Regions from separate parts of the Homo sapiens genome. Here region 1 is linked to region 2. A link is a loop called in an ENCODE intact Hi-C map of the cell type or tissue named here. Cell type or tissue: heart right ventricle. All regions are shown on one strand. Links, peaks and the distances in the headings refer to the core of each region. The heading gives the core; the rest is flanking DNA.

Region 1 (5,385 bases), core at 113-5,112, 290 kb after region 2:
TGCCTTATCAACAGGAACCCATAAGTAAGAAGTAAGGGATAGAATTTCTCATGTCTCTTATGTTCTACTATAAACCAATGTTATGCAAACACTTTGCAAATTCTGCCCATCTGGTATATCGCATAATACAGCTTTTCATTGATTCATTTTCAGAATGGACTCAAATTTATCATTATCTATTAGGAATAAAAGGACTGAATTATGGGTTACCATAAAAATGGAATTATCAAGCAGACACTGAAGTTGTTTTAGAAGAACACACAATTGAGAAAAATTCAAAATATACTGTTAAGTGAAAAGACTACATAAAAAGCAATATGATCTTATGTATGGCATGCTTATCAAAAAAGCATAAAGCACATACATTAAAATGTTATGAGTGACTGTATCTGGGTGATAGGGGTATGGTAGGGTATTTATTCTAGAGATGAATACCTATATTCACAGAAAAACCTGCACACAAATGTTAATAGCAGCTTTATTTTTAATAACCAAAACCTGGAGACAACTAAAATGTCCCTCAATAAGTGAATGGTAAACTGCGGTACATTGGTGCTATGCAACACTACTACAAAACAAACAGTAAGAAATTACTGATACATGCAACAACCTGGACGACTCTCAAGAGCATTACGTTGAGTGAAAAAAATAGTCAATTCCAAAAGGTCACATCCTGTAGGATTCCATTGATACAACATTCTCAAAAATGACACAGTTCTAGAAATAAACAACAGATTAAGGATATTCAGGGGTTAGGAATGATGGAAGGAAGAGAAGAGGTGTGACTATAGGGGGTAGCACCAGAGAGATCTTTGTTATCCTGGCTTAGTTCTGAATCTTGATTGCTTTGGTGGTTACACAAATCTACACATGCTGCAAGGGTCCCCAACTCCCAGGCCGTGGACCAGCACCAAGCCGTGACCTGTTAGGAACCCGGCTGCACATCAGGAGGTGAGCGGCCAGTGAGCAAGCAAAGCTTCATCTGTATTTACACACTGTCCCCACTGCTTGCATTAATGCCTGAGCTCTGCCTCCTGTTAGGTCACCGACAGCATTAAATTCTCATAGGAGCTCAAACCCTATTGTGAACTGCACATGCAAGGGATCTAGGTTCCCTGCTCCTTATGAGAACCTAATGCCTAATTGATGATCTGTCACTGTCTCCCATCACTCCCACATGGGATGGTCTAGTTGCAGGAAAACAAGCCCAGGGCTCCTACTGACTCTACATTATGGTGAGTTGTATAATTACTTCATTATATATTATAATATAATAATAATAGAAATAAAGTGCACAATACATGTAATGCTTTTGAATCATCCTGAAACCATCTCCACCCCCACCCCATTCGTGGAAAAACTGTCTTCCACAAAACTGGTCCCTGGTGCCAAAAACGGTTAGGGGTTGCTGCATAAAGTACTCAACATGGGATACACTGTCGCAATGTGAATTTCTTGATTTTGACATTGCAGTGTATTTATATAAAATGTAACAACTGGGAGAAATTGGATGAGGGATGGAGGGGGTCTTCTCTGTACCATTTTTGCCACCTTCCATAAATCTATATAATTTTAAAATAAAAAAATTTTTAAGTAAAAGGATAGATTTTTGTCCTTTTCCCCTTCCTGCTCTTGCCTATCCTCTTATCCTCCAGGAACCAGTCAGGTCTAAAGCCATAAGCTGGGGCCAAACAAGGTGTCAGATACCAGACAGAAGGAAGAGGGCTTCTACATGGGAGGATGGCCCAATATAAGATGTCAAAGACCAAGCAGGGTGAGGTGGTTCTCCATATAGAGGGGCAGCTCAGCATGAGGTGCTGGAGCCCAAGCAGCATAAGGAAGAGTCTAGATTGTGGGAAAAGGGCAGCCTGGACCACCATGTCAAAAGCTAAGTGGGGTGAAGAAAGTATCAAAGAGTGGATGTAGACCAGTGCAATGTATCTAAGTAAGAGTGCCATAAGGAGGGGGTCTGCTTGGTGCTAAGGTCTAGTTCAAGTTGTCAAAGCACATGTAGGAGGAGAAAGGTATCCACGCAGGGCAGGGGTAGCAAGTACTCCTGTGAGGCTTACAAGCCTAGGAGCATCTGCATTAGGGGTTAGGATAATAAGAAAATAAGTAAATATGCTGAGATAACAAGCCAGGTTTCTCACCGTCTAATGTACTCTGCTGGACTTGTAATGGGAGGTAGCAGTAGGAACTCATGGTTTTCAATATTGATAGATATGGAAATTATAGAAAGGAATATGTGCACTATATGTAAATGTACATCATTATATACATACATACATTCTCTAGCTCTGTCCATTGAGAGGCCTAGGAGCAGCTATATCCCAACTGCAAGGAGCAGCATGTTCAGCACCCAGACCTTGGCTTCTAAATACCATTCTCCACTAAAATGAACTAGGGGGTCCTTGGAGAAATGGCTGACTCCAGAACTAAAGCAGAAAAAGGACAAGATAAGCCTAGAACATAATGTGCCAAAAAGCAAAGAAGTACTCAACGACTGACGAGATATGTCCAAGAACATAAAACCTGCTTGAAAAGGCTTCTGTTAGCCAAATCTTAAACAAACTGAGTATTAAAATAATCACAGTAATAGATTTTAACCCAGCAAATTTTTAAAAACCCTAATTCCATATTGATAAATAAAGTGTGATAAGGAATAACTTTATAGCAGCAAAGCCTGGAAGGTATCAATTGATCAAAGTGAACCATCATCTGAATGACGGCAAATAAAACTCAGGTGCTGCCTGTCAGAATGCAATGGCGAGAAAACACAGCATTATTTGTACAATATTCCTGCCAAAGATGCTTAACTTAAATATCCTAAGGAGGAAAAAAAATCAGGTAAGGCCTGAGGGACATTCTACTAAATAAATGTAAAATATAAATTCCAAAAGTGATGAATTAACCCAGACTAACAAAAACTGAAGAACATGACAATTAAATTCAACATGTAATTTTGAACTGAGTCTTTTGGCTAACAAACTTTAACTGCTGGACTTTAGCAGCTCTCTCCCAGTAACTAACAGAACATGTAGTTCAGTGAGTACATAAAAGAGTTAAAGAATACAATTAGTGGCCGGGCGTTGTGGCTCACACCTGTAATCCCAGTACTTTGGGAGGTGAAAGCAGGAGGATCGCTCGAACCCAGGAGTGTGAGACTAGCCTGGGCAACATAGTGAGACTCTGTCTCTACAAAAAAATTTTAAAATAAGCCTGGCATGGTGGTGTGTGCCTGTAGACCAGGTAGCTCAGGAGACTGAGTTGTGAGGATTACTTGAGCTCAGGAGGTGAAGGCTACATTAAGCCATGATCACACCACTGCACACCAGCACGGGCAAAAAAAAAAAAAAGAAAAAAAGAAAAAGTGAATACAACTAAACAACTTGACCTAACTGACATTTATAAAATAATCCAACCAACAATAGCCAGAATACACATTCTTTTCAAGTACACATAGAACACTCACCAAACAGATCATATGCCAAGCACTGAAACAAGTCTCAATAAATTTAAAAGGGCAGAAATCATACAGCATATATTTTCTAACCACACTTACTAGATATTAATGATGAAAAGATATCTGGAAAACTTCAAAATATTCAGAAATTAAGCAAAACACTTCTAATTAACTCATGAATCAAAAAGAAATAAAGGAAGTTAGAAGTATCTTTAATTGAATTAAAATGAAAAAATATATCAAAAGCTATGCTGAGAAAAAAGTTTGGAGCTTCACATGTTTAGGTCAAAAATGAATATCTAAAATCAGTCACCAAACTTTCTACTTTAAAAAGCTAAGATAAGAAGAGCAAATGAAAACCAAAGTAGTAGAAAGAAATAATAAAAAGTAAAAATGAACAAAAGTTAAAGTGAATAGTGAAAATCGATAAAACCGAAACTTCACTATTTGAACAGACAATGAAAACAAGTAAATCTCTACCCAGTCTAATTAAGAAAAAGAAAAATTATTATACCAATATCAGGAATGAGAAAAAAGAAATCACCATTGATCCTTAAAACAACAAAAGAAAATATTAATAGAACTTTGGTCAATTAAACAATTAAGAAAACACAATTTACCAAAACTTATTCAAGAAAAAATGTTTAGTATGAATAGCCTACTTATGTTTTTTTAAATAAAATTTGTAATTTAAAACCTTCCCACAGGCTGAGGTGGGAGGCCACTTGAGCCCAGGAGTTCAAGACAAGTCTGGACAACATAGTGAGACCCTGTCTCTACAAAAAAAATTTTTTCTAATTAGCCTGATGTGATGACATGTGTGTATAGTCCCAACTACTTGGGAAGCTGAGGTGGGAGGATCATTTAAGCCTAAGAGGTTGAGATTACAGTGAGCTGTGACTGTGACCCTGCACTCTGCACTCCAGCCTGGGCAACAGAGCAAGACCTTGTCTCCAAAGAACAACAAAAAACCCTTCCCACAAAGAAAACTCAACTCTAGATTAGCTTTACTGGTAAAGCCTATCAAATATGTATGATAAAAATATCAATCTTACACAAACTCTTTCAGAAAACAGAGAAGGAAACACTTCCTAACCCATTTACAATGAGGCCAATATACCTAAAAACGACATAGCTATTCCAAAAAAAAAAAAAGAAAACCATGGACTAATATCTCTCATAAACATACAAATGTTTAAATTAGCAAACTGAATTCAACAAGAAAAAAGGACGATACATCATGACCAAGTGTGATTTATCCCAGGAACGCAAGAGCTGTTTAATATTTGAAAATCAGCATAATTCACCATATTAAGAGAATAATGACAGGATATTCATATGATCATTTCAATCGATGCAGAAGAAGTACTTGATGAAGTTAAATATCCATTCATGTTTTTTTTTTTTTTGAGACGGAGTCTCGCTCTGTCGCCCAGGCTGGAGTGCAGTGGCGCGATCTCAGCTCACTGCAAGCTCCGCCTCCCGCATTCACGCCATTCTCCTGCCTCAGCCTCCGAGTAGCTGGGACCACAGGCGCTTGCTACCACGCCCGGCTAATTTTTTGTATTTTTTTAGTTGAGACGGGGTTTCACCTTGTTAGCCAGGATTGTCTCAATCTCCTGACCTCGTGATCCGCCCGCTTCGGCCTCCCAAACCACTCACGTTTTTTAAACAAAGTCTCAGCAAACTAGGAAGAACACTTCAACCTAATAAAAGTAATCTATGAAAAACCTACACCTAATTCTTTTTTTTGAAACAGTCTCACTCTGTCACCCAGGCTGGAGTACAATGGTGTGATCTTGGCTCACTGCAACCTCTGCCTCCTGGACTCAGGTGATCCTCCCAATTCAGCCTCCCAAGCAGCTGAGACTACAGGTGCACACCACCATGCCCAGATAATTTTTTTTTTTTTTTTTTTTGGC
Region 2 (5,385 bases), core at 276-5,275:
AAAACAGAAGCTATTTCAAATGCCAGCCATTTCTACAAATTCACATGAACCCCGAGCCCCATGTAGCTCTCAGTGCTGGACTGGGCCTTGCAGTTAACATGTGCTTGTGTGACTGTGTTTTACCTGAGGCTGAAGAGGACACTGTTGTTGGTGACTGTGTGCTGCTCTGAACAGCAAAGGTGGCAGATTTGGGAGCCAAGTCTTCAGCCGTGGAAACAACTGTGGTTTGGGGAGAAGGAGATGTTCCGAGGGAACGTGAAGCTGGGCTGTACTCTGCTGTAACGCCAAGCTTTGTGGTCATTTCTTTTGCTGATGTGGGTACACTGGTCAAAGGGATCAATCCAGTGGTAGCATCCACAATCACTCGGTTCCTTTCTGTGCTGATGCCACCTTCTGTTGAGATTTGAGGAACTAGTATTTCAGGATGGGTCAGCGAGAGCTGTTTTCCAGCTGTAGTCTGTACGGCTATAGGGCCAGTGACCAGAGATGCTGTGCTTGACAGGGTGCCAGGAGTGGTCATAAGAGGCTGAGAGGTCTTCAGAATGGTAGTTGTGAAAGTTGGAGACATTTGTGCTAAGTTGGTGCTTGTGGCTGGAAGGGTTTGCTCTGTGGAGGACTCTGTTAAGGATGGAGGCAAAGGAGAGTTTGTTGTTACAGCTTTGGTGGACTCTGTGGGCAGAGACACCAGGCTTGGTGACTTTGATTCTGTAATGACTTTCTCTTGGTGTGGGGTGCTCTGGCTCTTAAGGTCTGCAGTTTGACTACTATGGAGCATTGTCATGAATGATGTCATTGTTGATGTCTGAAATGAAGTCACAGGAGTCTCCCTTGCCCTGGGCAGGACAGGGGTAGAAGATGACTGTGGCAAGGTTGTTTGTGAGACAGAAAGTGGGGCAGATGTAGATGTCGTTAAGGATACTGGTAAAGGTGATGGTGAGGAAGACCATGGTGTGGATGCATCAGAGGTAGACTTTAGTAGATGCACAGAGGCCCTGGTTGATGGTAAAATTGATGAAAATAAATGGTGGGATTGTGACACAGAGGGCAGAGGCAAAGGAGGCCCTGAAGAAGAAGAAGAGGAGGAGGAGGAAGAGGAGGAGGAGGAGTCACTAACAAACTCAGCATCAGTGTCCAGAACAACCGAAGTGTTCGGCATATTAATGGTGGGTGTGTAGGACGGAAGGTTGGATGTATGCAGAACTGGCGACTCAGTAGAAGGCTGAGCATATTCCCCGTCATAGGATGAGATGTTACTTCTCTCAGTCTGAGCATGAAAAAAGGAGGAATACTCTGAATGTGAAGAGTTTGAGATTTTAATATAAGAAGTTGAGCTCTCCACAATGTCTGAGGATGAACTGTTATCTGTAATGGACAGTAACGCCCGTTCTCCTTTGGTGAAAGTAGATGACAGGTAGGTGTGGTCTGTGTGGTCGCTGGAAGTCCTTTGTTCAATAGCTGTGCCACGCACTTGACCGTAGCTAATCCCAGCGACTGTAAACGGAAAAGCCAAAGTTAGGTCAAATAAAAGAACAACAAAACTCTGAAATATGCACTATCAAACAGACTTTCAGTGTCATGAAACTCAATGAATTCAAGTGGGTGAAACACTTGCTTTGGAGAGGTGGTTTTCAAGGGTGAGCACTCTGAATAAAGACATTGTGGGCAGGCAGGAGTGGTCAGTGTCTCCTCTGAGCAGACTGACCTCCTGAGAGAAGCAGTGGTAGCGGCAGTGGAAATGGTAACAAAAGAGAAGTGGGGACTAAGGGTCTAAAAATGGAGAGGAGTTGCAAATTTCCTCCACATGCCTTTTTCGATAAAAGCAAACTGGTATCTGAAAAGCTCTTAAGACCCCAAATAGAATAACTGTTATGCCTAAATGAAAAAAGGAAAATCTTCCCAACTTTCCATTCTATAGAATGAGATATTTCTTTCCCAGGAGATTGACCTTAGCCACAAGTGGTTGGTCTCTTATTTTAAGTCTCCCAGCAAACACTATCCCAAATTCCTTAGGTGAGTGTGTGTGGAGGGCTGGGGGTGGGAACTGGGGAGGGGTATTCACCTTCCTGAGGTGGGAGAATCTAGAAAGTTCTCTCCATAAAGAGCTTGTAAGGCACTTTCTGGCTTGACAGCTAACTGAATCATCCCAGGACGGTGAGTAAATTAATAGATGAGCTGAAGGGATGTGTTAAAAGAGACTGTGGAAGACACCCCACCTCCGAGTGCACTGGAGGCGGCCAGTGACCGTGAGACCAGGCCCATGTCGTCCGTCACGTTTACGTGCAGAGAGGCACCCTCTGTTTCTTGGTGCATGGCCGCTGCAGGGCTGCCTGCTTCCCCAGAAGTCGTGCTCATGCTGGTGTTGGTGAGGGTGACAGACCGCAGTGTGCGTTCCCCGTTTCCAGTGACAGTAGCCAAGGTGTGGGTGCCGAGAGAGGGCACCCCAGAAGTCCTGTCCTCTGCATTGGCGGAACTGTCACCTAGTGCTTGGCCTGGCTCTCGGCTGTCTTCCAAGGCTAAAAGTAGAGTGAAAGAGGATGGCTGAAAAATGCAGGGCTGGAGCGACAGGATCGTGCCCCAAGCCTCACTTCCTGGGCTGTGGGAGCCAAGACGCTCCCCTGTACTTTTAGGGTCTTTATCTGAGATGTCTGTTGCCCTTGCAAACATGGCTCAGTGATTGAAACCTCAAGAGGAACTGTGGATCAGCACAACTGTTCAGGCACCCTGGATTTATAGGAGGGTATATTACTTTAGCAAATAGGATCGATACTAGATTTCTGCTCAGTGATACATAATAAATAGAGTTTATGTCAGAGAAATTGGTAGTGGTGGTGAGGAGGTAAACAGTTGGTGAAAGACTAATAATCCTACTGGGGCTTCAGACATTTGCACAAGGCCCAGAAGGGAGGCCATAGTCCTCCTTGGAAGGCTCTTCCTCCCGGAAGGACCAGGAATACATGAATGGCCACAAGGCCAGTCATTACACGGCATTAGTACAATGGCAAAGAAACAGCCTGAGGTGGGGGGTGAAAGGTGGGCTTGTTTTTTTGTCTTCTTTTATTTTTTAAAATGCATGTGTTTTATTCTATTGATGGGGATGGAAGAGGGCAGACGACACATGAATAAATGTCTGTTTCATTCTCTTTTGGGTATGTGTTTATGCTACAAACCTAAAGGGTCTTAGAACTAATTTTAGATTGTTAGATTATCAGATAAACCCTTCTCTTCAGAAATGATGAAAATGAGGTCCAATTCTCCTTGGCCTAAATCCTTCCTAATCTGGCTGTACAAAAAGAAAAAAAAACCCAAAAAACAAAAAACAGGCTCTTTTCTGGTTCTTATTCACATTCCCAGCCCAGACTGGCTGTCAGTACGCCATGGCCATGCTTTGATGGAAAACAGTGTAAAGCTGAGTGTTGGCTAAATTCATTTTGGGATAGGTTTGAATTGACAGAGACAGGAATGAGCACGGGCCACGAGCATCACTGAGAAAGCCAGAAGCCAGACAGAGATGCGACTCAAGCCAGTCTGAAGGGCTCAAGACCTGTGGAGAGCCAACCAGGAGAGGCGCAAGAGCAGGATCTAAGTACGATTTCTCTGGGCAAAGAGAAAAAGGTCTTGGATGGGGAGATCCTAAACTCTCTGTTAAATGAAATTTAGGCCAATGACCACATCAGGGTTACAGGCTTAACAAAGTAGAGAGAGAGTCAGACATGAAATGGAGACTCTGAATGCAGAAAAGGGAGCGGGCCAAGAACTCTAAAAGGCCGGAGTGCAGAACCCCGCCAGCTTTGGGTGACTCTGAGGGAAAAAGATAAAGTATTGTGTTAACCCACAGTGAGATGGTTTCAGGAATGTGGCTACTTTCTATCTAGCTCTTTATAAATGAACTCCAAGATCTGATCACACTGAAATCATATGTTCCTCATGAACCAACTGAGCATTAATTGCAGAGAAGCGGGTACTGAAGAGATGTAAAAGAGAAAGGCTATGAAACTCAAGATCCTGGTTTGAGAAGGTAGAAGTCCTGACCCCCACAGTAGTGAGGGTGAAAAATGATTCCTTTTGCTTAGGACATAGATAATGTGTTTTCCAGGCACAAACATAAAAGAGCATAAATATCCCCCGCTTGTGTGTGTGGTATTCTTTCATGATAAGCATATGCTTTTCCACATCACGTGAGTACTAATAAATGCTAATCTTCCTCATCAATTAGGATTCTTATATGGGGGAAATGAAGCTATAACTAGTGATGGAGAAGTAAGAATTTAAACCTATTCAAAGCTTAAATGATCAGCTAATACATTTTTGCTTTAGTCAGAATATACTTTACATTGATAACAGACTGTGAGAATTGTTTTAAAAAATTATCCCTAAGCATTATTAAAAAGAAACATCAAAAGAAAAATTTTCTCAAATTGACAAATTGGACTTCTTCAAATTTAAAAACTTTTGTGCTACAAATGATTCCATCAAGAAAGAGAAAAGACAACCCACAGAATAGGAGAAATGTCTGCAAATTATATATTTGATAAAGGACTGTATCCAAAATATGCAAAGAACTTTTTTTTTTTTTTTGAGACAGGGTCTGTTTGTCACCCAGGCTAGAGTGCAGTGGCATGATCTCAGTTCACTGCAACCTCCACCTCACAGGTTCAAGTGATTCTCCTGCCTCAGCCTCCCAAGTAGCTGAGATTACAGGCACGTGCCACTATGTCTGGCTAATTTTTGTATTTTTAGTAGAGACAGGGTTTTGCCATGTTGGCCGGGCTGGTCTTGAACTCCTGACCTCAAGTGATTCACCCGCCTTGACCTCCCAAAGTGCTGGGATTACAGGCGTAAGCCACCACAGCCGGCCATAAAGAACTCTTACAATTTAATAATAAAAAGTCAAATAACCCAATTTTAATAGTCAAAAGATTGGACTAGACATATTCAAAGAAGATATACAAGTGGCCAATAAGCACATGAAAAGATGCTCAGCATTATTAGTCAACTGGAAAATACAAGTCAAAACCACAATGAGATGCCTCCACCCCCACTCAGATGGCTATAATCAGAAAAGATGGATAATTACAAGTGTTGGTGAAGATGTAGCAACATCAGAACACTTGTACACAGCTGGTGGGAATATAAAATGATGCAGCCACTTTGGAAAAGAGTTCGGCAGTTCCTCAGAAGGTTAAAAATAGAGCAGCCACAGCCACATAACCTGGCCATTCCTAAATAATTGAAAATTTATGGCCAGGCATGGTGGCTCATGCCTGCAATCCCAGCACTTTGGGAGGCTGAAGCAGGCGGATCATGAGGTCAGGAGATCGGGACCATCCTGGCTAACATGGTGAAACCCTGTCTCTACTGAAAATATAAAAAAAAAAAAAAATTAGC

Evidence for each region. A loop is a pair of places that touch in the nucleus more often than their neighbours do. Peaks named below come from ENCODE experiments on the same cell type or tissue, not always from the same donor. Only the 100,000 strongest peaks of a DNase experiment are listed, where the experiment ranks them.
Region 1: a loop joins it to region 2, with 2.1 times the contacts of the local background. A loop is called at or near these places in 1 of 110 quality-filtered maps.

Annotation. Positions count from the first base shown.
Region 1 is chr3:125,302,450-125,307,834 of GRCh38, forward strand. The region is part of intron 4 of ZNF148 (zinc finger protein 148); the gene reads right to left. Among named protein-coding and RNA genes, the nearest start is that of ZNF148, 70 kb to the right of the region's middle. In heart right ventricle, for the core only: no CTCF peak of the experiment used is centred there; no DNase peak of the experiment used is centred there.
Region 2 is chr3:125,012,500-125,017,884 of GRCh38, forward strand. It overlaps HEG1 (heart development protein with EGF like domains 1), which reads right to left. Exons shown (of 17, transcript NM_020733.2): 6 at 124-1,491. Among named protein-coding and RNA genes, the nearest start is that of HEG1, 41 kb to the right of the region's middle. RefSeq lists an enhancer at 2,146-2,440. In heart right ventricle, for the core only: no CTCF peak of the experiment used is centred there; no DNase peak of the experiment used is centred there; H3K27ac peaks cover 2,786 bases.